Linked DNA regions of Homo sapiens: all the other regions are linked to region 4. The links are chromatin contacts, found by Hi-C or POLR2A ChIA-PET in ENCODE. All regions are on one chromosome and are shown on one strand. The core of a region is the stretch at or near the end of the contact, and the rest is flanking DNA. Distances in the headings are between cores, read along the strand shown. Region 1 holds the start of PSMD4 (proteasome 26S subunit ubiquitin receptor, non-ATPase 4). Region 2 holds the start of PIP5K1A (phosphatidylinositol-4-phosphate 5-kinase type 1 alpha). Region 3 holds the start of SEMA6C (semaphorin 6C). Region 4 holds the start of PRPF3 (pre-mRNA processing factor 3). Region 5 holds the start of C1orf56 (chromosome 1 open reading frame 56). Region 6 holds the start of SETDB1 (SET domain bifurcated histone lysine methyltransferase 1). Region 7 holds the start of GABPB2 (GA binding protein transcription factor subunit beta 2).

Region 1 (3,877 bases), core at 1,318-3,817, 930 kb before region 4:
CACAGAGACCAATGGGACAGAATAGAGAGTCTAGAAATAAAGCCGCACACCTATGACCATCTATTCTTTGACAAAGCTGACAAAACAAGCAGTGAGGAAAAAGAGTCCCTATTCAATAACTGGGGATACTGGCTAGGCTAGCCATATGCAGAAGATTGAAGCTGGACTCCTTTCTTATACCATACACAAAAATTAACTGAAGATGGATTAAAGACAAGGTAAAACCCAAAACTATAAAAATCCTGGAAGACCGGCCGGGCACAGTGGCTCACGCCTATAATGCCAGCACTTTGGGAGGCTGAGGCGGGCGGATCACCTGAGGGTGGGAGTTCGAGACCAGCCTGACCAACATGGAGAAACCTGGTCTCTACTAAAAACACAAAATTAGCTGGGCGTGGTGGCGCATGCCTGTAATCCCAGCTACTAAGGAGGCTGAGGCAGGAGAATCGCTTGAACACGGGAGGCGGAGGTTGCGGTGAGCCGAAGGTTGCGGGGAGCTGAGATTGTGTCATTGCACTCCAGCCTGGGCAATAAGAGCGAAAAAAAAAAAAAGTGGGCAAAGGAGCCGGGCACAGTGGCTCAACGCCTGTAATCCCTGCACTTTGGGAGGCTGAGGCGGGTGGATCACCTGAGCTCAGCAGTTTGAGACTAGCCTGGCCAACATGATGAAACCCCGTCTCTACCAAAAATACAAAAAAGCTGGGCGTGGTGGCGGGCACCTGTAATCCCAGTTACTCAGGAGGCTGAGGCAGGAGAATCACTTGAACCAGGGAGGCGGAGGTTGCAGTGAGCTGAGATGGCGCCACTGTACTCCAACCTGGGCAACAAGAGCAAAACTCCTTCTCAAAGAGAAAAAAAAAAAAAAAAGTGGGCAAAGGACATGAACAGACATCAGACACTTTATTTTTATTTATTTATTTATTTATTTATTTATTTTATTATTATTTTTTTTTTTTTGAGAGGGAGTCTCACTCTGTCGCCCAGGCTAGAGTGCAGTGGCGCCATCTCGGCTCACTGCAACCTCCACCTCCGGGGTTCAAACGATTCTCCCACCTCAGCCTCTGGAGTAGCTGGGACTACAGGCGTCCACCACCACGCCTGGCTAATTTTTGTATTTTTAGTAGAGATGGGGTTTCACCATGTTGGCCAGGCTGGTCAGTAACTCCTGACCTCAGGTGATACACCCACTTCAGCCTTCCAAAGTGCTGGGATTACAGGCCTGAGCCACGCCCCAGCCAGACACTTTTCAAAAGACGATATACATACAGCCAACAAGCCTATTAAAAAAACCTCAATATCACTGATCATTAGAGAAATGCAAATAAATCAAAACCACAACGAGATACCACCTAACACCAGTCAGAATGGCTATTACTAAAAACTAAAAAAATAACAGATGCTGGCAAGGTTGCGAGAAAAGAGAACACTGTTCTATCGTTGGTGCAAGTGTAAATTAGTTCAATCACTGGGAATCACTTGAACCAGGGAGGCGGAGGCTGCAGTGAGCCAGACTGGGCCACTGCACTCCAGTCCGGGAGACAGAGCGAGACCGTCTCAAAAAAAAATTATTCATCGTTTATCTGAAACTCAAATTTCACTGGGCATCCTGTATGTTATCTGGCAATGCTATGCTCCCCCGAGAAAATAAAAAGAAGAAATCTCATAGGTGCCTGTTTCACCCAATCGGTGATTTGTGTTCGTCAACTATTCTGTATTACATTCAGTGATTACACTTAGAAGGAACTCTTGAAACCCTGCAAAAATTTATGTCCTCCTCTTCTAATGTGACTCGTAATAGGTACTCAGCCCAAGCCTGAAACTGACAAAGAGAGCTACCTCACCGGATAAAGCCTTTGTGTCAGACAGCCGTGGGTTTAAATCTTGACTCCACCACTTAACTAGCTGTATGATTTTGGACAAATCACTTAAAATCGCTGAGACTCGGTATCCTGAACCGTAAAATGGAGAGATAATTTACCTTAAGGTGTGGTTGTGAGGTATAAGTGAGATAAACAAAATGACTGATACATAAAAAGCAATCTGTAAATGGTACCTTTGAAGATGATACAGGGAAAGGTAATGAAGTTAGAGACGAGGGAATGGGGAGAGGAAGGGATTAATAATCTATTTTCCTAATAGACGTTATTTTGCAAAGAAAGGAGGGCAGAAAACTATTACGATGAGTCCGAAAAGCAGAACTGTAGCTAAAGACAGACCCGGGCTGCTCTAGAGAAGACGGCGCTAGAACAGAGAAAGGAAGCAGGAATGACCAGTCAATGACCGTCCCCCTGGGGGTAACAGTGGTAACCCGGGACTATCCGCCACTCCAGGGCCCCGGGATGACTCAGGGAGTCCAGCGGGCTCCTTACCTCCGGGGCCAGGGCCGCCTCTCGCCCATGAGCCCCTGGCCCCCACCCCAGGCCCTCCCTGCCTTGGCGCTACACGCGCCCGGAACCCAGCTCTGCCCCTCCTGCCCCGAAGTAGCTCCTCACCACACCATAGTGCTTTCCAACACCATCTTGCCACCTTCCTCCCTCCCGACCGGGTCTCCGGGACGGCCTAACAACAACTCCTCCAATTGGCCCGTCGCTCTTCACCAATCACAGACCTCGGCTTGGCCAGCTGCTTCCGCCTCCGTCCCCCACGTTGCGTTCTGGGAGTTGTAGGTGCCGCCAAACAAATTTGTAGGCGTCTTGAGGGTAGTTGAAGGGAATCGCGGTAACACAAAAAACAGGATCTAGCCTCCACTTTCCCTGCCATTGCAGTTCTCAGTTGGGGTTTCCCGCTGGCCGGATCTCAGGGGAGCTATGGAGGAACCTTTGAAAGTGCTGTGTCGATTCCGGCTTCGGCATTTTAAAAAAGTGTCGGGATCGGCCGAGCGCGGTGGCTCACGCCTGTTAGCCCAGCACTTTGGGAGGCCAAGGCGGGCGGATCACGAGGTCAGGAGTTCGAGACCAGCCTGGCCAGCATGGTGAAACCCTGTCTCTACTAAAAATACAAAAAATTAGCCGGGCATGGTGGCGCACGCCTGTAATCCCCGCTACTCGGGAGGCTGAGGCAGGAGAATTACTTGAACCCGGGAGGCAGAGATTGCAGTGAGCCGAGATCGCGCCACTGCACTCCAGCCTGGGGGACAGAGTGAGACTCCGTCTCAAAAAAAGAAAAAAAAAAGTGTCGGGATCGCTAATGACTTTCTACAGCCCTCAGTTCCCTGTAGAATTTTAATTCAACAAGCCCTTATACCCTTCAATTGAATTTATTTGTATATTTATCTCCTCCCTCGTTTAACTAAGGGTGGGCAACGTGCCTTTTTTTTTTTTTTTTTTTTTTTTTTTTTTTTTTTTTTTGAGACGGAGGAGTCTCGCTCTTTCACCCAGGCTAGAGTGCAGTGGCTCGATCTCGGCTCACTGCAACCTCCACCTCCTGGGTTCCAGGGATTCTCCTGCCTCAGCCTCCCAGGTAGCTGGGACTACAGGGGCATTCCACCATGCCCGGCTAATTTTGTATTTTTAGTAGAGACGAGGTTTCACCATGTTGGCCAGGCTGGTCTCGATTTCCTGACCTCAGATGATCCACCCACCTCAGCTTCCCAAAGTGCTGGGATTACAGGCGTGAGCCACCACACCTGGCCGGCAACGTGTCTTAATCTTTACAATTCCCTAAGCCCAGTACAGAGCCCGGAAAAGATTTGACAACTCAATTATATTAACTAATCTGCCAAAGAACAAACCACTAAACCGTTTTGGTTAATCAAAAATTACATTCAAGGCCTGATGCAATGGCTTAGGTTTTATAATCCCAGCGTTTTGGGAGGCCCAGGCAGGAGGATCAACTCAGGCTAGGAGTCTGAGACCAGCCTGGACAACACAGCCAGACT
Region 2 (4,025 bases), core at 1,117-3,616, 880 kb before region 4:
GCAGAGCTTGCAGTGAGCCGAGATGGCCCCACTGCACTCCAGCCTGGGCGACAGAGCGAGACTCCGTCTCAAAAATAAATAAATAAATAAATAAATAAATAAATACCCTGTCACTTTTACTTTATCCTATTTCATGCTTATAATGCAGCATGAGTTGTTCTGGTCCCCTAATACTTTTATAGGAAAGGTAAAAAATCCCCTCTCAACAAACTAAAAATAGAGATTTATTAAAAATAAATAAAACTGCAGCTTATTAAGAAGATATGTGTGACTAGATATTTCAGCATCTGAGCTGGAATGTGAAAGGTGGAAGGAACCCTATTCAGCAAATTCTAAACAGCAAAAACGCAACACCAGGCCTGAGGAAATACCAAAATCTCAAGCAAAGCATCCAACATCTGGCAGCGTCTATTCCAGTGTAGAAGCAGCAGTTACTGTGAAACACCAGACACTTCTGATGGAAGCGCTCAGTTTCTGACTCACCTCCCGCCCCCCCACCCGACACACATACACACACTTTCTCCCCTACACACAATCTACTGCTTTTCTTGTGAGCCTCCTCAGCCCTCCCTCAATCTTCATTCGTTTTTAACTATTAATACGCTGAGCTCTCTACATTAACCTGGCTCCATTCTCCAAATTCCAATCTCCTGATACAGCGTAAGCATTCTTCCAGTCCATTTTTCTATTATGCAATACTCCCCCACAACACTTACAGTCACCCCCCCACCCATCTTTCTTCTTCTCAGGCCTAATTTCCAAAACATCACTTCTCGCAGTCTCTACTGCAATTCAAGACTCCATTCCATCTTTCCCATCTGTTTTTAAGGTCTTTGACCTTAATTTCCTACATTCCTTAGACTCTCTTCAAAATTTCCATTCCTTCCCAAAGTTGGGCAGTTTAGAGTTGGGAATCACCAAAGGAATTAGTCTGAGAAAGTATGTATGTGTGTCTGTGTGCCTGTGCGGCCCTAAGGGTGGGGGTGCGAAGTGAGAAGGGGTGACACATTAGGGGGGAGTATCTGAGGGAAAAGATGGCTTCAACAACTCCCGCCCACCCAACAAAATTCACGATTCCCTACCTCTCCAGAAATCGAAAGCGTCCAATAACTTTTCGATATCTTTTAAGTCCCATGGCTTCTCTTCAACATTTTCATCCAATTAGCCCACAATCAACTTAGATTCCACCTGCCTCTCACACTAAGTAGTTCTCTCTACTTCTTAGGCCTCCATTTACTTTCTTAGTTTCTCTACTCCCTTCCGTTTCTCTTGTTTCCTACCGCAACTTCTTTTTTTTTTTTTTTGAGACAGGGTCTCACTCTCTCGCCCAGACTGGAGAGCAGTGGCCCAATCTCGGCTCACCGCAAGCTCTGCCTCCCAGGCTCAAGGGATTATCCTGCCTCAGCCTCCCAAGTAGCTGGGATTACAGATGCACGCCACTACTGTCCGGATAATTTTTGTATTTTTAGTAGGGACGAGATTTCTCTATGTTGGCCAGGCTCGTCTCGAACTTCTGACCTCAAATGATCCGCCCGCCAAGGCCTCCCAAAGTGCTGAGATTACAGGCGTGAGCCACCGCGCCGGGCCACCCTACCCCCACCTTCAATCTCCATCCGTCCTCCTCAAAGACAACCAAAGTTTTCGACAACTTCTTAATCAAACTTATCCTTTCCTCAAACTCCTGCCCGCTCATAAATCCCTATTTGAAAGCCCAGCTCGCGCCCACTTACCGGTAACACGTAGGACATTCCCAGCTACAGGTACCCTCTTAGGTCTCGCTCTTCCTCCCATCGCATATTCCTCACCAGCTCCCTACCCACGCCCTGCCGGGCTTACCTGAGGACAAGGTACAGGAAGGGACCGCGGGATCAAAGGATGAAAAACCGACCGAAGACGACGGCCCGGAGGAGGCCGACGCCATCTTAGCAGCCCCCTCCCCCTCAGCGGCCTGGCTCTCTTTCAATCCGGTTCTTCCTCTTCTCGGAATCGAATCTTCCCAACGTCTCTTTACAGAACCCGCGTTCTGTGGGCCACCTCCCCGCCCCCTCCGGGGCCTCCCTCAGACACGTCGAGCCGGCTCCTGGACCAGCTCAAGGCCACACCATTCGCCTGGCATGGGGAAGAACTCACGTCCCGCACCCCCTCCACAAGTTTAACCGCTTTCCACAGGGGATACTTTCCCCTTTCACAGAAGAGTAAGCTTAAGCTGGCTGCTGGGACCTTGCGCCCAGACCAAGCCACATCTGAAAAAAAAACGAGGCATGAAAAGTCCCAAAGGAGCGAACGCCCCTTCTCCGTCCTTCCTAACCACGGCCTGTTAATCGCCCAACCCGGCCGCTTCACTCCGGGTAGCCAAGCAAAAAATCCGAGCACTGCGCATGCGCCCGACCTTCTCGGGGCATCAGCCCACTCATTGGGGAGAAAAAAGGAGCAAAACCAATCGGGAGGCTGCTAATGGTCACGTGAGGTGGGTCCTCACGCCCTGACGAGTCCACGGGTGGAAGATGTGCGCGCGCGGGTTGGCCGACAGTCCCTACGGTGGCTCGGCAGGTCCTCTTAGGTTCAGTTCTTTGCTAGGACTGGGTCGAGTGATCTGAACTCGGGACAAGAGTCGGTCCGCCAAGTCCTCTGAAATTCCTAACCCAGGAAAGAACTCTCTGCGGGAGTACTGGTGTCAAGTCAGAGACGTTAAGGTGTCGAATATCACAAAACATTTAATACCACCAAGAACTCTTCTTAGTCTTTTTCCTGTTTTACTACTCTTGTTTACTATTTGATTAAACGTGCGTGCATGTCTTACCTTCCTCGGAATGGCATTCGAAATAGATCTGTGTTTTGTTTGCCTCAAGCACAAAGTTAGGCACTGCACAGTGACGGAGTTCAGTAAATATTTGATGCATGAATCAGTGAAGACCTGTCAAAAAAGGGCACGGGAGGCTATCAGGGACTTATCACAACCTTCCCGCGACCCAACCCCTTTAGCCTCCAACTGTCAATTATCTGTGCTCCAAAGGGCATGGAGATACACAGAAAAATTTCTCCCATTGTAGTCTTCGTAGTAACTGCTCGTTTTTAACAAAGTACCCCGTAGGCTATGAACCCTGGTGGGAAGACCAGTCTCTCTGAGCAGACTGTAAAACTTCTGGGGAGCAAGGACTGTGTTTGGTTCACTCTTGTATCTCCAGCTCCTCCAGTGACTTCGTACATAGTAGGGGCTCCATAATTATCTGTGGAATGAATAAATAAAGAGGAATGGTAAAACATTCGGGGTAAGAGTCGGTCAGATAGATCCTCTCAAACTCATGGCCCATGAAATAACTCCATTAAAACAGGTTTTGTGGCCGGGCGCGGTGGCTCACGCCTGTAATCCCAGCACTCTGGGAGGCCGAGGCGGGTGGATCACGAGGCCAGGAGATCGAGACCATCCTGGCTAACACGGTGAAACCCCGTCTCTACTAAAAATACAAAAAATTAGCCGGGCGTGGTGGCGGGCGCCTGTAGTCCCAGGCTACTCGGGAGCCTGGGGCAGGAGAATGGCATGAACCTGGGAGGCGGAGCTTGCAGTGAGCGGAGATCGCGCCACTGCACTCTAGCCTGGACGACAGAGCGAAACTGTCTCAAAACAAAACAAAACAAACAAACAAAAAAAACAGGTTTTGTAACCCCCAGAATGACCTGGTTATCCTCTTTCCAGATGTCTTGTGGGTCCTCATAAAGTAACCTAGGACCCGAACATCCATAGAATATCCCCATGCAGGCCGGGCGCCGTGGCTCACGCCTGAAATTCCAGCACTTTGGGAGGCCGAGGTAGGTGGATCATCTGAGCTCAGGAGTACGAGACAAGCCTGGCCAACATAGTGAAACCGCGTCTCTACTAAAAATACAAAAAATTAGCTGGGCGTGGTGGCGGGTGCCTGTAATCCCTGCTACTCGGGAGGCTGAGGCAGGAGAATCGCTTGAACCCAGGAGGCAGAGGTTGCAGTGAGCCAAGATCGCGCCATTGCACTCCAGCCTGGGCAACGAGA
Region 3 (3,751 bases), core at 1,214-3,713, 830 kb before region 4:
ATTTGTCCTTCAAAATAGCTCTCAGATTCATGTATTTCTTTCTAAATCTGTTCCCATCACCCTTGTCTGATTGTCCCTCTCCCCTCACCTTTAAACCTTGTTTACTTGCTAGTAGGTCTCTGTCTTCTTGCTTAAAAAAATAAAAAAATACAAGTTGCACCCTTTTTCAAGAATTTAAAATGACGTCCTACTCCTGTCAGATGATTTTAACCAGCTCACCTAGTCATTCCAGGCCTTCTGTAATTTGTCTTCCCCTTTTCCCTCCCCTTGCTCCTAACTAGTGCCTTTCCCACACACCAGCCTCACAGGACCTTTTTTTTATCCATGCTGCAGGCTCCTTGCTAACCAAGTAAAAGCTTTTGCTGAAGCTGTGTCCCTCGGGAACATTTTCTTCTTTTGCACCAAGCCAACTCCCACCAAAGTTTTCCTGTCCTTCATGATAAAATGTATCCAGCATCTTTCTGTGCAGTCTTCGGAGAATATTTATTGTCTTCTTTGCACATTTGGAAATTTATGTTCAATGTAGCTTTTCTTTTGAGACTTGGTGTTGTCTTTTTAATAGTTTAGTACTATTAAATATTTAATATTTAGTACTGTCTTTTTAATAGTTTAGACTTTTTAATAGTTTAGTATGTGCAAATCTTATTTTAATTCAAATATATTATCATTTTCTTAAAGTCTGGAACCACAACCCACAGTGGATTGTGTAGTAGATTGTGTCTCAAGTAAGTGTTTAATACTTACTGGATTGAACTGAGATTTGAGCTGGGTCCTAAAACTTTAAATGAATTACACCTTAATCCCCACTCACTAATCTATTCCATAAGCATGTATCTGAGTACCTAAACCCTGTGCTAGGAGCTGAGGAGATTTCTTTTAACCTCTCAGTGCCTCTGTATTTTGAGGTGTCTTTCTCTGAAAATTTCTTTCCAGCCTTTAAAACAACCCCAACTGTCTGACAGTTTGTTGAATTGCCTTGGACCCAAGATCCCTCGGCCGTTAATTCTGTGTAGATATTGTCCCTGTTTATCTTCTTCTATTTTTTTTAGATCTGACTTTACTGAGTTACTGTTCATCTTACTGGTTCACCTGGCCTTAAATCTGTCTCTCTGTCTCTCTCTTTCTCTGTATGTGCGTGTGCACATGTGTGTGTATGTTTAGGTCTCTTGTGTACTCGCTGTGGGGCTTAGCCTAGTTGTTGATACTCCCCTCCCTGATCACAGTCCAGTTAAGGCTGGCCTAAAGTGGCAAACCCCTTCCCCCTCCTTTCCTCTAGTCCAGAGTCCAAGATGTGGGTAGAAGTGTTCAGTCAGATAAAACTATCTGAGAATGCCAGTGTCTCCCAGGCCACCCACTTTCCTGGAGAATTTTGAGAATGTCTTTTGTCCCAGCCCCACATAGAGAAGAATCCTACCAGGCAATACCAAGGTACCAAGCAATCCTGTCTGTAGTAGTTTATTCTTCCTCCTCACTGACATTCCCAGGGGCTTTATGAAGGGTGGGGAGGGAGAAGGGGCAGTTTTGCTGTTTGGAGGGATGTCACGGTCCTCTGAGGAAAGGTGGGACGTATGTCTGTGGGGCAGGAAGGCTGTGTGGGTTACTTTATCAAGTCTTAGCGTTGCTACTCTTTGTGCCTTTCTCTGAGTCAGTTAGTCTTGATTTCCACATCTGTTTTGGCTTCAGCCTCTCTCACCTGCCCTCTTCCATTACCCAACAGCCTGACTGCTAGCTAGTTCTTGCCATAGTGGCCCAAACTCATGCTGCTTTGTAGAGGTGGGAGGGGAGGAGATCATGGAAACAAGGGAAACCTCCTGCTGACACCTTCCTTTCCTTTCCCAGGCCTCCAGCCCCCACGCGCATGCTAGGCCTCCTTATCCGGGTCAGGACGAACCAGAGGAGGCCTACGGGGAGAAATAAGGAGACAGAGGGACAACGCATAGAGAGGAGCAACAGAGAGTTGGGGGCAGAGTCAGGGAGATGCGGGATGCGCCCTCGGGAGCAAGGTCGCCCAAGCCGTATAGGAGGGGAAGGGAGGACGGATCGCGCAGGCTCTGACAGCCCAGCCCAGCCCCGCGAGGCTCCCAGGTTTCCTGTCTGTTTCTCCTCCCAGCTCCTCTTCCTCTCTTGGGAAATTTCTCCCCAGAGCCTCTCCTGTGCCAGCCTGTCTCTGCTTCTGTATGTATTTCTTCCTCTGCCCGGTGTCGGCGACTGTCCGTGGGTCTCTCCATCTCGCGTCTGTCTCTGGTCTCCAGTTCAGCCTCCCGGCCTGGCCCTCTGGGTGGACGGTGCTCCTGGCGCCCCTCCCCGGGCAGCACTATTGGCGGAGAGGTGACGAGAAGGCGGTGTCTAGCCGCCCTCCGAGGGCGGGATTAGTCGCGGCGACCCAAAGGCGGGCAGGAGGTGGGCCCGGCTGGGAGGCGGGCGGGGCCACTGGGGCCGAGCCCAGAGCCCCGGGCGGTCGCATTGTTTTCCTCCGCGGATCCGCGGCTGGACTTGGACCCAGGGCTCTCCCGACAGCGCCCTGGAACCCAAATTCAAGCACCATCCAATTCGGACGCTCATCGCATCTCGCCTGAGCACAACCACGGATTGCGAACTCAGCGCAGCGCGTGGCCGCTGGCCGCCCGCGGCGATCTCGATCCCGCTGACCCGAATCCTGGAGCAAGTACCCCGGGCAGGGAAGGGGCTGCGGGGAGGCGGGGAGGGAGCAGGAGGGCGCGGCCGGCGGGGGGCAAGCTTCTGAAGCGCTAGGGGACCAGGGAGGTGTCGGCGCCCGGTGTGCCTGGCTGACGGAGAGGGTCAACGAAATTGGGGTGCAGGGAGGAAGGAGGGACAGTGGCCGAGCCCCGTAACTGTACTGGTGAGAGCAGAGTCTGGGCACCTCGTTCAATTGGGCTTTCGTCGAGTCGCATCCCGCTGGACTGGGAAGCGCGAAAAGGGATTATTTGAGGCGCGCTCCGTAGAGAGCGTGGAAAACCTGGCCCCTTGCTTTCCCAGCAAGGAAACTAGGGCTCCGAGACCCACGGAGAACTAGACCCTCCTGACGCCCCTGAAGGGATGGGAAGAGGGACGCATCGTTCCGGACTTTGTGTCACGGGTGCTCCTCTGTCCTTGTGCAAGCCGGAATCTGAGCACCCTCTGAAGGGTTGGCTCGTGCAAAGAGGCGGCGAATGGGGCCCTCGAGCAACATCGGTCCCAGCGCCTATCTCCTTCCTTCAGCCCGCTCGGCCCGGGGCTTTGTTAGACTGAGGTCTCCCAAGGAGGACATCCGAGCTGGCAACTGCCTCCTGAGCCCACGGTCCCCACTGAGCGCCGGCCTCAGGCCCGCCCTCGTCGGTTCTCAGCCTCTGGCCCTGTTTCCCTGGCCTGGGAGACCCGCCTCCGCTCCCCAACCCCCGCTCCTATCCCCTCTTCGTCTGCGCCTGCAGGCCCCTCCAGCCCCTCCTCTCGCTAACGTGGCTCTGGGACCCGGTCCCGGCCCAGACTCTGCTACCGGCCCCTCCTCGGAGCCCCGGATCCGGTGAGGGGGAGACAGGTCGAGCCCCTGGCCCTAGGCCCACCTCTTTTCGAGGCTTTAGACACCTGGATTGTCCTGGTTGGGGGTTGGGTGGGAAGGAGGGTAGGTGCTGAGTGTGGGGCTAAGAGCTAAGAGTGGGGGAAATGGCTTGGAGAAAGGAAAGCTCCGGTTCCACAGGCTCCTTGGCGCGACCCTGCTCCCTCTGAGGAAGGTGGACTGGGGCGGGCGACCAGC
Region 4 (3,682 bases), core at 199-2,698:
ATCCCTTGAACATGGAAGGCGGAGGTTGCAGTGAGCCGAGATCGCACCACTGCACTCCAGCCTGGGCGACAGAGCAAGACTCCGTCCCGGGGAAAAAAAAAAAAGGTGTCTAAATGGGAGTCAATAAATTGACTGACCTCAATTTCCAAGCTCAGCTATTCCCAGCAGTGCCACTTATCAAAGATCTGGGAATCATCTTTCAAGATGTTTTAAGACATCTTTTCTCCAAAAAATCCAGTCTGATTAACTTCTACATTCTTGGTAAGTTTAGCCTCTATACTAGAGTCTATAAGACTTGATGCCAAATAGACTCACTTTTGGTATATCCAAAGGAAGCTAGTAGATTGAAGTGATGAAACTAAGACTGAAAGATTTTCTGCCTCAGTGACAAGTTACGTGAGTAATTCTATGGTGGTTCTATTACCCCACAATGAGTAGACATACAGCGTACCAATTTCTACATATTACACATGTATTGCACAAAAGCGGCATATCCAGATGCCATAGAAAGTGAAAACAAGAGTTCACACAGAAACAGTTGGGACACTGAGCCCCACCATTTACAAGCCCTTGGGCAAGTTAAGTAATTCTTTGGAGCCACAGTTTACCATCTTACAAAATGAGTACTGCCATATTTACATCCTAATTCATTCAATAAATATTTATTGAGTAACTACTAAGTGTCAAGCAATGTACTAGGTGCGGTGGATACATAAAACAGTGAGCAAAACTAACAAGAGTCCTCACCTTAACGGGTCTTATATTCCACTAGAATTGAATGATAGGCTAGAAAGTATAAGCAATTTGAAAGCCCAAAGCAATAAATGAGGTGCCACTGTTACCTCCATAAGATGACGTGCAAACTAAACAGCCAATGGATAAAAAAGTTTCAAACGGTAATTAGCCTTGTCACTAATCAAATGCTCAACAATAACTGCGAGGTGCGGGGGTAGTGGGGGTGCGGAAGGAAAGCGAGGTACAATGATCTCTCCTCTCAATGAGCAGGCAGCAGAATCCAAATCCAGTCTTCAGAAGGAATTCCTTACTCCGTGCTCTTGTTTGCTACAACCTGAGTTTCCCTCTGCAGCCCCCCACTCCCCCGCTAATCTTCATTTTTACTCTCTCCGTCACTCCAACCAGTCTCTTACTCTACCTTGTTCTACCTAAACTCCTCACCCCAGAGCTGGTCTCCCAACCCGGTCTCCTTCCCGCCCCCGCCCTTTTCCTCTCAACAATCTCATTCCAACCTCTTCTCCCACCAAACCAGGTACTCCTTTCACACTCCTTCCCGCTGAACCCTCCCGCTTCGGTCCTCCCCTTGGACTGAGTCCCCGGCCACAGTGGCGCGGACTGGAATTACCCTCTGTGGGCCCGGGGCCACTACTCACCTCACAAACTTCAGCCCCTGAGACGGAGCCCGAACGTTACACCGGAACCGGAAACCTTCTGACCGCCCTACGGCGTGCCGTCGCTACCGCCACCGCCGCCGCCACGCCGCTGTCTCCCAACACGTGACCAAGGAGGGCCGGGCCGCCAATTCGCGCAGCCGTATTTGCCACTTTCTTGGAGGCTGAACGCATGCGTCGCAGAACCGAAAAGTTTCCCTGAGCAATTTCCTTGCTTTCTATTTCCCAGGCTAAACCTATTAGCTAGATTTCTGCCAAGGTTTTTTTTTTAGCTTTTTTTTTGAGACGGAGTCTCGCTCTGTCGCCCAGGTTGGAGTGCAGTGACGCGATCTCGGCTCACTGCGAGCTCCGCCTCCCGGGTTCACGCCATTCTCCTGCCTCAGCCTCCCGAGTAGCTGGGACTACAGGCGCCCGCCACCACGCCCGGCTGATTTTTTGTATTTTTAGTAGAGCCGGGGTTTCACCGTGTTAGCCAGGATGGTCTCGATCTCCTGGCCTCGTGATCCGCCCGCCTCAGCCTTCCAAAGTGCTGGGATTACAGGCGTGAGCCACCGCGCCCGGCCGATTTCTGCCAAGTTAATGTCTTTAACTTCCTGAAGCGGAAATTGGGCTACTTGCTGTTTTCCTCATATGGAGAATAAGTGCGCAAAAGTAAACTTAGGCTAGAATGAAGAGCGAGGCTTCTGCGTTTGTGTTCAAACACAGCCTTTCTGGTAGAAAGTAAACCCTTTCTCCCTAATTTAACAGTGGTGTCAGGCCGGGCGCCGTGGCTCACGCCTGTAATCCCAGCACTTTGGGCTCAATAAATGACAAGTGAGACCTACCAGTATTGTTTTCTCCATTCTATCAATAGGTCTATATATTAACTTCTCTCCAAAATGAGGCTCTAACCTACTGACCCTTTATTTTTTATTTTTATTTTTTATTTTTTGAGACGGAGTCTCGCTCTGTCGTCAGGCTGGAGTGCATTCGGCTCACTGAAACTTCCGCCTCCCGAGTAGATGGGACTACAGGCGCGCGACCACCACGTCCAGCTAACTTTTGTATTTTTAGTAGAGACGGGGTTTCACCATGTTGGCCAGGATGGTCTCCATCTCTTGACCGCGTGATCCGCCCACCTCGGCCTCCCAAAGTGCTGGGATTACAGGGTTGAACCACCGCGCCCGGCCCCTACTGACTCTTTAAATCGATGATTCATAACAACATGTGTGTGGACAAAGATAGTTTGGAAAAAGATTGTCCAGTATTATGACACAATTTCTTATATGAGAAATGGAAAAAATTCCATTATTTTTATATTATAAACTATCCAAACTAAAGTTCCAAAATGTCTTCTTGGTGGTAGGCTGACTAGAAGATGCAGTTGTTCTTCAGGGAGGTTATTCACATTCCCCAGATAGTAGGAGATTTTTGTATCTAAAGATAACAATGTACATACCAAGCCCCACCTTCCCTGATGGGGCAGCACGACATAACAGGATAAAGCCTGGCTCTGAAGGAACAAGTTGGGGGAGTTTGAACCTACTGCTCAACTTATTCACAAATCAGTTTCCCCACCTACAGCTTCTAACACCAATGTCTCACAAAATATTCACTCAAAAAGTCTGTTGAATGGGTTAATGAGTTTCAACATTGCAGGGTTGTTGTAAATTTATTTTGTTTTGGTGCTTCTAACAGTCTGCGTTCAATTCCCTATGGAGAAATGTGTTTCTAGAAACTGGTTTTAGGCCAGGTGTGGTGGCTTACGCCTGTAATCCCAACACTTTGGGAGGTCGAGGCGGGTGGATCACTTGAGGTCAGGAGTTTGAGACCAGTCTGCCGACATGGTGAAACCCCATCCCTACTAAAAAAAATGCAAAAATTAGCTGGGTGTGGTGGTGGGCACCTGTAATCCCAGCTACTCAGGAGGCCGAGGCAGGAGAATTGCTTGAACCCGGGAGGTGGAGGTTGCAGTGAGCCAAGATCGCGCCACTGCACTGCAGCCTGGGCGACAGAGGGAGACTCCATCTCGACAAAACAAAACTGATTTTATTTCCAATTTTTAGAATTGGATACATTTAAACTGTAGCTTTCCGGTTACTAGCTGTGTTTCCTTCAGGTAATTTTTTCTGAGATTGTTTCCTCAATTATAGAATAAGAATCTCTACTTCAAAAAGGTATCGTGAGGATTAAATGTAATGTGTAAGACACAGTGTGGTACTGGCGTAAGAACAGGCAGGTAAACCAACAAAAGAGAATAGAGGGTCGGGCGCGGTGGCTTACGCCTGTAATCCCAG
Region 5 (3,978 bases), core at 1,365-3,864, 730 kb before region 4:
TCTCCCCCTCCCACAAACCCATATTCCCTCAACCCTACTGCCCACCCCTTACTTATTTTTGTATGCAATAATGGTATTGGACACACAAGGAGAAAAACAGAAACAAGCAAAATGACCAAGTGTAAGCTTTATTACCTTTCCCTCCTCAAAGTCCTATCATCCGTATCAATTGAGACTACCTTATCAAGTCAATCAGAACCTTTGCTAATTCTGGGAAAAGCAGAGGACTATCCTTCCTTGTCCTGGAAGGACAGTACTCCCAAATGGTAGTGGTGAAGAGAGTGGGCACTGGTGTCAAACCTGGTTTAAATCTCGTGGCTCTGCCACTTACTAGCTTTGTAAACCTCAGTTTCTTCATCTGAAAAGCAGGGATAATAATACCTCATAGGATGTGAGGATCGATTCAGGTAAAGTGCACATAGTAAGACCTCAAATTTTGGCACTTGTTGCTGTTAAGCTGTATTAGGTCAAAACTATTAATTGATTAAGATCCTTCATATCTGTTAATTATCTGTGCATCAAAAAGACTTTATGGGCCGGGCACAGTGGCTCATGTCTGTAATCCCAGAATTCTGGAAGGCCAAGGTGGGCAGATCCTTGAGCTCAGGAGTTGGAGACCAGCCTGGGCAACATAGCGAGATCTTGTTAGCCAGGCATGGTGGTGCACGTCTGTAGTCCCAGCTATTCAGCAGGCTAAGGTGGGAGGATTGCTTGAGCCCAGAAGATGGAGGGTGCAGTGAGTTGTGACTGCGCCACCACACTCCAGCCTGAGTGATGAGAGACCCTGTCTCGAAAAAAAAGTCTTATGGTCAGGGGCACAGTAGCTCATGCCTGTAATCCCAGCACTTTGGAAGGCTGAGGCAGGAGAATTGCTTGAGCCCAGGAGTTTAAGACCAGCCTGGGCAACATAGCGAGATCTTGTCTGTGAAAAAAACAGAGAATTTCCAAGACCAGGCATGGTGGCTCATGCCTATAATCCCAGCACTTTGGGAGGCCGAGGCGGGTGGATCACTTGAGGTCAGGAGTTCTAGACCAGCCTGGCCAACATGGTAAAATGCTGTCTCTTCTAAAAAAAAAAAAAAAATTAGCCGGGCATGGTGGTGGGTGCCTGTAATCCCAGCTACTCAAGAGGCTGAGGCAGGAGAATTGTTTGAACCTGGGAGGCAGAGGTTGCAGTGAGCCAGGATCACGCCATTGCACTCCAGCCTCGGCAATAAGAGTGAAACTCTTGTCTTGAAAAAAAAAAATATTTCCAATCTTAACTATTTGGTCAATAATCACCTAATGAGCAGTAAGACATTTTACCTAATGACCAACCAGTAGTTGCTCAATAAATAATAGGTGGAATCAATGGCTAACAATGTGAATAACCAATGCATGTTATGAATCAATAACCAGGTAAGTCAGTAACAGTTCATGTAAGCAACACTGGCTGGCTTAGCAACTGGGTTTTAGATACCAGGACTTTTCAGATCCGTCAACAAAGACCCTGGCTCATCACCAAACACTTACTGGTTGCATCTCTGTGAACACTGAAGAGAGGCTATTCCAAATATCCTCCAGGCCAATCCTGACCCGTTTCCAAAAAGCCAGGGCTGGGCAGGGGCTGGCGGGTGGCAGGCTGGGACTGCTTCTGAGGTGGATGGTGGGGAAGGGGGTAGTGGTGGTCCTGGTACTGGTGGTGCTCTGAGAGGCACAGTTGGTGTCAGTACAGAGACTTGTGTCCAGGGGGCACTCTTCCCGAAGTCGGTTGCAGGGACATTGTTGATAGGTGCAAGGCTTGTGCTCCGTGCGGAGCTGGCTCAGCGCCCCAACTCGAAGGCGCCCGGAAAGGCCGTGCAGCTTCCCAGACCGGCTCCGGCTCATGGTGCCCGACTTGCAGTGGCAGTGCCACGGGCCCCAGGGCATCAGCACCAGCCGCAGATCCTCAGGAGATGGCATGGCTGTGGGTGAGGGTGACGGCCACCGGCTCGGGGTAGACCCAGGTGTGGACCACTGGCTCAGGGTGGCCTGCGAGCCTGGCAGGTCCTCAGTAGACCTCCCGGGGGAGCGCGGCAGGCTTGAAGTCAGCCTGATTTCAGGCTCCTGACTATTGGCTATAAACCTCGTGCTGGAACTCCCCGCTGTATTGGGAGTCGCACTGGGAAGCTCTCTGCTGGTGCTATCCTTTCCGGCATTAATCACAACCCCCTCTTCTGAAGACCCATCCTCCTCGTTAATGGCGGACGACCGGCTAAAGCCGGTGGACACCGTGGCGGCCAAGAGCTCGGCAGCCGCTGGTCCAGCCAGGCGGTCGGCGTCGGCCATGGCATCATTCTCGTCCTCTAGGATTATCCTTGTCTTCCGGGGAAGACCAGTCCGGGCGGTGCTCCGGTAGCTGCGGGTCATGGGGCCCCCAAAGCGTAAACTGACCCGCTGCATTTCGGTCGGAGTCTGGGTCAGGCCTTGGGCCCCCGCCGCCCGGGGACCCAGATTCAGCAGCAGGACCCACAGCAGCGCGCCGGCGGCGGGGACCATGGGGCTGGGCTCTTGGGGTTGGGAGGGTGGCCAGTGAGGCAAGCCCTGCCTCCTACCTTCGCTCCCTCCCTTCCGCTGTAGACCCACCGGGTCGTTTGAACCGAGGCCCGCGGGGAAGGGGGTGGGGTTCGACGCGCAGGCGCGCTCGCGCGGGCCGCGCGGGGTGCTCCTAAGGAACCTCTGCGGCAAGAACTCTGCCAGAACCGAAGGTTTGGGATGCAAGGGGTGGTGAAAGAGTCGTTCACTTCTTTGGAGCAGAGCTTAAATGTCTCATCGCAGTTTATTAGCCTCTACAGTTCTAAATTTACTAAAGAGGGCAAAAATACAGGTTTTGAAAGCACTCCTTCCCAGGCTCACAGGCAGCAGACATGACTTAGAAGGAAAAAGGGCATACAGCGGTTCTTCAAGATTTAATGAGCTGACTCTCCTGGCTCCCAGCAGGCAGGCTGGCTGTCAGGTAAGCCTCTTCCATCCAAGGTGGAAGGATCACAGTCCCTCCAGTTAGACAGGAGGAAAATTAGGACCCAAAAAGATGAAGTTATTTGCCCAAGGTTCTACAGCTAAAGTAGGATTAAAACCCAGAGCTCTGGCCGAGCGCGGTGGCTCACACCTGTAATCTCGGCACTTTGGGAGGCCGAGGCGGGCAGATCACGAGGTCAAGAGATCGAGACCATCCTGGCCAACATGGTGAAACCCCGTCTCTACTAAAAATACAAAACAATTAGCTGGGCGTGGTGGCGTGCGCCGGTAGTCTCAGCTACTCGCTGAGGCTGAGGCAGAAGAATGGCTTGAACCGGGAGGCGGAGGTTGCAGTGAGCCGAGATCGCACCACTGCACTCCAGCCTGGCGACAGAGCGAGACTCCGTCTCAAAAAACAAAAAACAAAAAAACCCAGAGCTCTGCATATCCCATACAAAATGACCCTACATTCAGCCTTCCGTCCCAGCAACTGGAATGAAAGTCACCCAGCAGATCAGTTTCCCAGCCTCAAAGCCCTGCTGAAAGTAGGGTCATGCAAAGGACAAAATCCCACTGAGAAGTGAAGATCCGGTGGTACTGAGGTTGGGGATAAGATGATTTACAAAACAGTTCAGATGTTTCAGGGATTCAGGTGTAGGCAGATCACTAACTGGTTCTAAGGCCTTTTATCCAGTCCTGTGCTATGTCCCTCCTGAGCCATGGAGATCCCGGTCCAGCCTAGGAGAGGGAGAGGGGGAGGAGAGAAGTGGTTCAGGGGGTAGGACTTGGGTTTTATTTTCTGGTTTGGGGAGAGAAGCCAGGTGAATTGGAAGAGCTAGATGATTGGGTTGAGTCATCATTTAGCACTTTTGCTCCCTAACACCCTCTCCCCCACTGGATATCATCTGTTCACTGCCAACACATCTCTTCCTAATTTCTAGGGCCAGTCTGAATCTCCTCTGCACTGTGATTATTCCTTTATTCCTTATTGCCTCTGCACTT
Region 6 (3,880 bases), core at 519-3,018, 600 kb before region 4:
AGCCAGGATCACTCCACTGCACTCTAGCTTGGGTGACAGAGCGAGACTCCGTCTCAAAACATAAAATAAAATGCTTGGTTCAATGTCATGAACAATTATTCTCTAAAAACATCTCCCAATGGAGAGATTTCCTTCTATTTTCCATGGAGTTCTCACCTGGATGCATCATCAAAGAGTTGGTCAACGTGAGCCACCTCAGATTCTTTCTGTATTACCCATGTCTCTAACTCTGCTAGCTGCTTCTTGCGTTGCTGTACACAATCCATCTTCTCCAGTTCCTCATCGATGAAATGCCGAAGTTCCTCCATAGAGATACCCAGTTCCTCAACCACTGCCTGTTGCAGCTCTGCAATCTCTTCAGACTCCACTGTAGCTGTTGCTGCATCCAAACCAATGCACCCAGGAAGGGAAGACATGCTTTTGTCCTCTGCATGGAACAGAAAACAAATTAAATTGGAGTCCTTATAACTACAATCAATCAATAGAGAATTTCAGTTCCCTAATAAAACTAATTCCTACTCTGCTGCCTGTTATTCTATTCAAATATTCCATGTTCTCCCTCCCTATTCTCCAGAATCTGATGCTGAGATTTTTAAGAGTTCTTATCTTCTGCTGTACGCTAACACTCCTGAAAAAGATTTAAGAGTTTGAGACGGCATGGAGAACATTCATTAAGCAGTAGAGAGCTACTGAAAATAATGTTTTGGGCTGGCACAGTGGCTTACACCTGTAATCTCAGCACTTTTAGAGGCCGAGGCAGGAGGGTCGCTTGAGGGCAGGAGTTCAAGACCAGCCTGGGCAACATGGCAAGACTCGTCTTTACAAAAAAATACAAAAATTAGCCACGTGTGGTGGTGCACGCCTTTAGTTCCAGCTACTCAGGAGGCTGAAGTGGGAGGATCGCTTGAGCCCAGGAGTAGCTGCTGTAGTGAGCTATGTTCGCGCCATGCATTCCAGCTTGGGTGACAAAGTGAGACCCTGTCTCAAAACAAACCGAACTTTAAAAATAATCTTTTGGGATACTGAAGAGAACCAATCTATAAGATATTTTTGTGGTCTATATGTGTTCCTTAACTAATGTGATAAATCTTTGTATGCTATGCCTAATTTAAACAAAACCCCACCTGGGGATGGAGTTGATTTGGAACTCACTAACTCAGTGTTTTCTCTTTCATTACTTGTTCCCCTTATATTACTTTGCTTCCATGTGGAATTTTACTTTTTAAAAAGTCTATGATATTCAAACACACGAAAGCTTGCAGCAAAAAGGTTTCCCCCAAAGTACAGAGAAGTAAAGCAACCTGGGAATAAAACGTGGGTACCTAATATCCACAATCCAAATACTTCACACATTCGTGTGAACTGCTTTTTTAATCAAACGGTTAAAGAAAATCTGATTTTCAGCGCCTCCATTTTCCTCTGCCCACACACCAGCCCACCCCCGTGCTACCCATTCTAGGGGTGCGTCCTACCCATTCGCAAACCCAGTTCAGCCCCGCCCCCGTTCGCCTCTGGGGAAGACTTCCTTCCCACCCTCGCCCGACCCCCTCCCACAAACAAAACGTCCCAGATAAGCCTTTGGTCACCAAATAACTCAACAGTATTCCCCGCACCTCCCGTCTTCCAGCTTCAAGGGCTCTTTTTCACCAACCAGACCCCAGACTCACAACTCAGGGGTCGGCCTCGACGGAAAAGAGCGAAAGCGAAGGGATAAGGGAGGAGGGGGAGGGGAGGAAGCGTGAAAGAGGGAAGGGGAAGCAAAAGAAACGCCCGGAAGCAAACCTTTAGTGCCGTTCCGGTCACCGCGACGGTAGCCTGACGGGGTCAAATCCAAAGCCGCGGGGCGCCCCTCAGAGGCGACGAAAACTAAGGTAACTACGCATGCGTTAAGGCAGAGCCTTCCAGGGGCACACGTGAGAAGAGACTGGCAGGGCAGAGTAGGCGTGGCCAGTATATTACCGAGTCTCCGCCGCTCCTACCACCCTCGACTAGTGGCCCCATTACTATATTCATTGTGTAAAGACTTAGGGAAACGCTCATAGGTTCAGAGCTTTATTCTCTCAGTTTTACTTGAGTTTGTTTTGTTACATAAGTGATACAAATTGTAAAGGCTATCAAGATGTAATAAGAAAAACGTGATAATATTCTCTCTTGCCCCATCACCACTCCGCTCCTTTCAGGTAATACAGCTTCATTTTCCAGTCTTGTATGTACGAGTTTCTGTATTTGGATTTTTGTTGTTTTCATTTAACATGTGGACATTACCTGAAGCCAATAAAAAAGGTAAAACTTGTATTTTTGGCCGGGCGCGGTAGCTCACGCCTGTAATCCCAGCACTTTGGGAGTCAGAGGCGGGCGGATCACGAGGTCAGGAGATGGAGATCATCCTGGCTAACACGGTGAAACCCCGTCTGTACTAAAAATGTTAGCCGGGCGTGGTGGCGGGCGCCTGTAGTCCCAGCTACTCGGGAGGCTGAGGCAGGAGAATGGCGTGAACCCGGGAGGCGGTGCTTGCGGTGAGCGGAGATCGCGCCACTGCACTCCAGCCTGGGCGACAGAGCGAGACTCCGTCTCAAAAAAACCAAAAAAAACAAAAAAACAAAAAACCAATAACTTGTATTTTTGACACCTGAATAGTTTAGATTGTTTAGATTGTTTTCCGTTCTCAGCCCCGACAAATAGCGCAACAATAAAAATAAACATCCTTTTGAAGTAGTACTTTTATTTCTGTAGAAAAGATTCCCCAGGCCGGGCGCTTTGTGTCCGAGGCGGGAGGATTGCTAGAGCCCAGGAGTTCCAGACCAGCCTGGGCAACACGGCGAAACGCCATCTCGACTAAAAATACAAGGTAAAAAAAAAAAAAAAAAAGCCAGGCGTGGTAGTTCGCGTCTGTGGTCCCAGCAACTCCGCAGCTGAGGCGGGGGGAGGATCGCTTGAGCCCCGGTGGCAGAGGCTTCAGTGAGAGGAGATCGCGCCACTGCACTCCAGCCTAAGTGACCGAGCGAGACTCCGTCTCAAAAACAAAACAAAACAAAAAACAAAAAGAAAAGATTTCCCAAAATGGAATTTGAGTAAAATAATATGTGCTTTTTTCCTTTTTTTTTTTTTTTTTTTTTTTTTTGAGAAGGCGTTTCGTTCTATCGCCCAGGCTGGAGTGCAATGGCGCGATCTTGGCTCACTGCAACCTCCACCTCCCGGGTTCAAGCGATTCTCCTGGCTCGTCCTTCCGAGTAGCTGGGACTACAGGCGCGTGCCACCACGCCCGCCTAATTTTTTGTATTTTTAGTAGAGACGGGGTTTCACCGTGTTAGCCAGGCTGGCCTCGTCACACCTCGGCCTCCCAAAGTGCTGGGATTACATACAGGTGTGAGCCACTGCGCCGAGCCTTCCTTTTTTTGTTTGTTTGTTTGTTTTTGAGACTGAGTTTCGCTCTTGTCACCCAAGCTGGAGTGCAATGGTGCGATCTCGGCTCACTGCAACCTCCACCTCCCGGGTTCAAGCAGTTCTCCTGCCTCAGCCTCCCGAGTAGCTGGGATTACAAGCCCCTGCCACCACACCCGGCTAGTTTTTGTATTTTTGGTGGAGACGAGGTTTCGCCATGTTGGCCAGGCTGGTCTCAAACTCCTGACCTCAAGTGATCCACCCGCCTCGCCTCCCAAAGTGCTAGGATTACTTACAGGCGTGAGCCACTGCTCCCGGCCCTTTCTTTCTTTTTCTTTTCTTTTCTTTTTTTTTTTCTGAGACAGAGTCTCGCTCTGTCGCCCAGGCTGGACTGCAGTGGCACGATTTCGGCTCACTGCAACCTCCACCTCCTGGGTTCAAGCGATTCTCCTGCCTCAGCCTCCTGAGTAGTTGGGACTACAGGTGCGTGCCGCCACGC
Region 7 (3,491 bases), core at 96-2,595, 750 kb before region 4:
AAATACATGCCTAAGAACATCTCTACTGGATTGGGTGGACCAAGTGATTAGATGAAAATATGGTCTTGGATGGCCAAAATTTTGTTACATCGTTGATAGTAAGCCATAGACTGTCCTTTTCCAAAGACGTTGGGTTGGGGGGGACCCCCTAGAGAGAAAGCCCTTTTGGGAAAAGGGAGAGGAATGGGATGACCTCTGGCTCAAGGAAGTATGTGAAAACAGGAGACAGCCAACGGAAAGAATTGCAATGGAAGAATCTATGGTTCTTTTAGTATTGCTCAAGTCCCCACTGGGCGGCCAGCTGTACAAACAACTGTGAAAGAAGCAGAGGCGAGGCCGGGAGCCGTGGCTCACGCCTGCAATCCCAGCACTTTGGAAGGCCAAGGCGGGGGGATCCCCTAAGGTCAGGAGTTCGAGACCAGCCTGGCTAACATGGTGAAACCCCGTCTCTATTAAAAATATACAAAAATTAGCCATGCATGGTGGCGCACGCCTGTAATCCCAGCTACTCGGGAGGCTGAGGCAGGAGAATCGCTTGAACCCGGGAAGCGGAGGTTGCAGTGAGCTGCAGGTTGCAGTGAGCCGAAATCGCGCCACTGCACTCCAGCCTGGGTGACAGAGCAAGACTCAGTTTTGAAAAAAAAAAAAAAAAGAGCAAAAAAGCAGAGGCGGGGCCCGTACTGCTCTCATTCAGATTACCGAGTTCACTAGTAATCTTTCAGGTCATTATTTGGGTCAGATAATGAGAGTCGCCGTTTCCCTCTCTATCATAAACCCTACAGTTCCTCACACCAATGTCTGTCTGAAAGATGGGAACCAATTTGGGGCAGGGGGCCAAACTCAGCCTCGGCGACAGGCCTCGGCCCCGGCTCCGCGCCGCCCCCTAGTGGTCACCTCCGCGGCCTGGGCTTCCCTTGGTCCAGCTCCCCAGCCCCAGGTCTTACACCCACCCCCTTCTTCACCTCCTTCCAGTCCCCTCCCCTTCCTCCCGACAGCATCCCCTTCCTCCCCGTCCCCCTCCCGCCGCTGCCCCCGCTTCAGTGACGGGGAGCCGCGAGGTCTGCACCCAGAAGTCCGAGGCTGGGCTGGGAAGCGGTGTGACTTCTCACGGCACTTTCCTTTCCAGCCCTGACGCCCCCCGGAGTCCACACATCTCTTCTTTCCTCCTCACCTCCTCGTCCGGGACGCTGCCGGCCACGCTTCCACGGAGCCCGCCAGTTTAGTCCCGTTTCCTTCTCTAGTTAAGACTCCCTGTCAAGGACGGTTACTTTTTGCCCTTTTCATGTGTGCATGTTTTGGGGGCCTTTAACCCCCCCTCGTGGAGAAACAGAGGCAACAAAATGGCGGACCCGGAAATGAAGGCGCCGCGAGTAAGATTTCTGGCGGAGGAATCTGTGAAGGGAAAATGATCAGAAAACTCATGCTCCCATTCTAACAGAAAGATGATGCACCCCCGAGGTTCATCGCCTTTCTGCTGAGGCACTTCTGAGGTGGAAAAGTGCGTCACCGAGGCATGCTAGGCAGGACTATTTAACGGGGCGGAGGACTGCTGGTTACGTATCTTGCGCGTCTGAATAGTTCCAGCAGGGGACGGATCCTAGGTCTGGTGTTGGCGCCAAGAACCTGGCGAACTGCTGAGGGAGACTCGGAGCGTGCGTCAGTCATGCAGATTGCGTCTTAACTCTTGGCTGCTTCTTCGGGGTCCGGGGCGGCCAGGTTTAGTTTGACAGGAAAGCCTCGTTTCCTTATCCCAACCTCGGCTGCAGCTGTTTGGGACGTTCCTGGCTTTGTGCATTGGGTTCTGGTGCCTGATGGACACATTTTTCCAGTTACAGGCCGAATGTAAGGACCCCAGAGCCAAGCTGTCAGTGAGAACAGTGAAACAAATAACTGAGTCATTTCTTTTCTTTCTTTCTTTTTTTTTTTTGAGACGGAGTCTCGCTCTGTCGCCCAGGCTGGAGTGCAGTGGCTCGATCTCGGCTCGCTGCATGCTCCGTCTCCCGGGCTCACGCCATTCTCCTGCCTCAGCCTCCGGAGTAGCTGGGACTGCAGGCGCCCGCCACCACGCCCGGAGATTTTTTTGTATTTTTAGTGGAGACGGGGTTTCACCGTGTTAGCTAGGATGGTCTCGATCTCCTGACATCGTGATCCACCCGCCTCGGCCTCCCAAAGTGCTGGGATTACAGGCGTGACCCACCGCGCGCGGCCTTTTTTTTTTGAGACGGAGTCTCGCTTCGTCCGTCGCCCAGGCTGAAGTGCAGTGGCGTGACCTCGGTTCGCTGCAACCTCTGCCTCCCGGGTTCAAGTGATTGTCCTGCCTCAGCCTCCCCAGCAGCTGGGATTACAGGCGTCCGCCACCACGCTGGGCTAATTTTTGTATTTTTAGTAGAGATGGGGTTTTATTTTACCATGTTGGCCAGGCTGGTCTCGAACTCCTGACCTCAAGTGATTGGCCCGCCTCGGCCTCCCGAAGTGCTGGGATTACAGGCGTGAGCCACCGCGCCCGGCCTGAGTCATTTCTTTTTGGAGGCCTGCAAGAGGATGGAGCATGAGTTTGCAAATCCATTTAGTCACTTTATTTACCAAACAGTTGATCCCTGTCTCCACCCACCAATTGCCATGGCTGAAGGACTCTGAAGGGGCCCTTCAAAACTCAGTAAAAATAGAAAAGGACGCACTACTTATCCTTCCTGGCCCCATTCTTCGTTAGACTGGGACCGTCTTTAGATGTGGGCTTTTCATGGCCTAGAGGGAGGATTTGTCTTTTTTTCTCCCACCTGGGGACTTCTCTAGATCATCCTTATTTAGGGTATAGTGTCATCCTTATTTATAGTACACTGCCCAATTCTGTCCTATCCATATTGGTATTTACAGTTTCTCTTTTGAGAGTTGGAGTCTTGTCTCATTCCCGTTTACATTCTGTTTGGCTCAGTGCTTTCCTATAGCAGGCACACAAAAACCAGAAGTTAAGCAGATAACATATTTGAGTGAATTCGTTTATCTTCTTAGGCACCTAGGAGAATTATTACCTGAAATATAATGTTGGTAGTCAGTGGGCAAGCAGAAGAGTGGTTGTACCTGTCTCCCTAACTACTTTTCTAATTTTAAGTTGATTTTGCCCTTTCATTATCTGTTCAATGCGAAGTTCACCATCTAATGTCTAAATGCTACTCAAATCATTCTTCCTCTAAGTTGAATATTATTATAGAAAGATAAAATGAGGCCGGGCTCAGTGGCTCACGCCTGTAATCTCAGCACTTTGAGAGGCTAAGGCGGGCAGATCACCTGAGGTCAGGAGTTAGAGACCAGCCTGGCCAACATGGTGAAACCCCGTCTCTATGAAAAATACAAAAATTAACCAGGCCTGGTGGCAGGCGCCTGTAATCCCAGCTACCTGGGAGCCTGAGGTGGGAGGATCCCTTGACCCTGGTGGGTGGAGGTTGCAGTGAGCGGTGATCCCCGCCACTGCACTCCAGCCTGGGTGACAGAGT

Evidence for each region. Hi-C counts contacts between places; a loop is a spot of excess contacts on that map. ChIA-PET counts read pairs that join two places held with the same protein, here RNA polymerase II (POLR2A). Pooled maps may share reads with other maps.
Region 1: a pooled map shows a loop between it and region 4 (9-fold over the local background). The contact joins the promoter of PSMD4 here to the promoter of PRPF3 in region 4. A Hi-C loop is called at or near these places in 4 of 50 pooled maps. POLR2A ChIA-PET finds 5 or more read pairs at or near these places in 3 of 52 experiments (H1, activated T-cell and naive thymus-derived CD8-positive, alpha-beta T cell).
Region 2: a map of CD8-positive, alpha-beta T cell shows a loop between it and region 4 (8-fold over the local background). The contact joins the promoter of PIP5K1A here to the promoter of PRPF3 in region 4. A Hi-C loop is called at or near these places in 1 of 168 maps with a recorded cell type or tissue (CD8-positive, alpha-beta T cell) and 4 of 50 pooled maps. POLR2A ChIA-PET finds 5 or more read pairs at or near these places in 1 of 52 experiments (WTC11).
Region 3: a loop to region 4 is called in a pooled map, with 6 times the contacts of the local background. The contact joins the promoter of SEMA6C here to the promoter of PRPF3 in region 4. A Hi-C loop is called at or near these places in 5 of 50 pooled maps. POLR2A ChIA-PET finds 5 or more read pairs at or near these places in 2 of 52 experiments (HEK293T and activated CD4-positive, alpha-beta T cell).
Region 5: a pooled map shows a loop between it and region 4 (3-fold over the local background). The contact joins the promoter of C1orf56 here to the promoter of PRPF3 in region 4. A Hi-C loop is called at or near these places in 6 of 50 pooled maps. POLR2A ChIA-PET finds 5 or more read pairs at or near these places in 3 of 52 experiments (GM12878, H1 and activated B cell).
Region 6: a pooled map shows a loop between it and region 4 (17-fold over the local background). The contact joins the promoter of SETDB1 here to the promoter of PRPF3 in region 4. A Hi-C loop is called at or near these places in 1 of 37 single-sample maps with no recorded cell type and 10 of 50 pooled maps. POLR2A ChIA-PET finds 5 or more read pairs at or near these places in 4 of 52 experiments (GM12878, K562, PC-9 and 1 more).
Region 7: a pooled map shows a loop between it and region 4 (9-fold over the local background). The contact joins the promoter of GABPB2 here to the promoter of PRPF3 in region 4. A Hi-C loop is called at or near these places in 7 of 50 pooled maps. POLR2A ChIA-PET finds 5 or more read pairs at or near these places in 3 of 52 experiments (Panc1, T-cell and activated CD8-positive, alpha-beta memory T cell).

The regions. Positions count from the first base shown.
Region 1 is chr1:151,253,424-151,257,300 of GRCh38, reverse strand. It overlaps PSMD4 (proteasome 26S subunit ubiquitin receptor, non-ATPase 4), which reads right to left and starts at 2,567. Exons shown (of 10, transcript NM_002810.4): 1 at 2,493-2,567. The coding sequence starts at 2,518. RefSeq lists a silencer at 2,306-2,445 and an enhancer at 2,486-2,675.
Region 2 is chr1:151,196,893-151,200,917 of GRCh38, reverse strand. PIP5K1A (phosphatidylinositol-4-phosphate 5-kinase type 1 alpha) reads right to left here and starts at 2,366. Exons shown (of 16, transcript NM_001135638.2): 1 at 1,837-2,366. The coding sequence starts at 1,921. It overlaps LOC124904419 (a long non-coding RNA gene), which reads left to right and starts at 2,393. Exons shown (of 2, transcript XR_007066620.1): 1 at 2,393-2,467; 2 at 2,578-2,811. RefSeq lists enhancers at 1,889-1,968, 2,069-2,268.
Region 3 is chr1:151,145,343-151,149,093 of GRCh38, reverse strand. SEMA6C (semaphorin 6C) reads left to right here and starts at 2,463. Exons shown (of 19, transcript NM_030913.6): 1 at 2,463-2,661. It also overlaps a transcript of LYSMD1 not described here. RefSeq lists silencers at 1,986-2,045, 2,256-2,715.
Region 4 is chr1:150,319,299-150,322,980 of GRCh38, reverse strand. It overlaps PRPF3 (pre-mRNA processing factor 3), which reads right to left and starts at 1,448. Exons shown (of 16, transcript NM_004698.4): 1 at 1,389-1,448. RefSeq lists enhancers at 1,350-1,399, 1,590-1,639, 1,769-2,334.
Region 5 is chr1:151,046,387-151,050,364 of GRCh38, reverse strand. It overlaps C1orf56 (chromosome 1 open reading frame 56), which reads right to left and starts at 2,614. Exons shown (of 2, transcript NM_017860.5): 1 at 1,513-2,614. The coding sequence starts at 2,517. BNIPL (BCL2 interacting protein like) reads right to left here. Exons shown (of 10, transcript NM_138278.4): 10 at 2,645-3,714. The coding sequence ends at 3,678. RefSeq lists enhancers at 1,717-1,956, 2,237-2,286.
Region 6 is chr1:150,924,251-150,928,130 of GRCh38, reverse strand. SETDB1 (SET domain bifurcated histone lysine methyltransferase 1) reads right to left here and starts at 1,768. Exons shown (of 22, transcript NM_001366418.1): 1 at 1,614-1,768; 2 at 157-427. The coding sequence starts at 416. It overlaps LOC107985204 (a long non-coding RNA gene), which reads left to right and starts at 1,790. Exons shown (of 3, transcript XR_001738231.2): 1 at 1,790-1,871.
Region 7 is chr1:151,068,615-151,072,105 of GRCh38, reverse strand. It overlaps GABPB2 (GA binding protein transcription factor subunit beta 2), which reads right to left and starts at 1,345. Exons shown (of 9, transcript NM_144618.3): 1 at 1,172-1,345. It overlaps MLLT11 (MLLT11 transcription factor 7 cofactor), which reads right to left. Exons shown (of 2, transcript NM_006818.4): 2 at 2,562-3,491. RefSeq lists enhancers at 1-895, 1,263-1,472, 896-1,830 and silencers at 793-952, 983-1,062.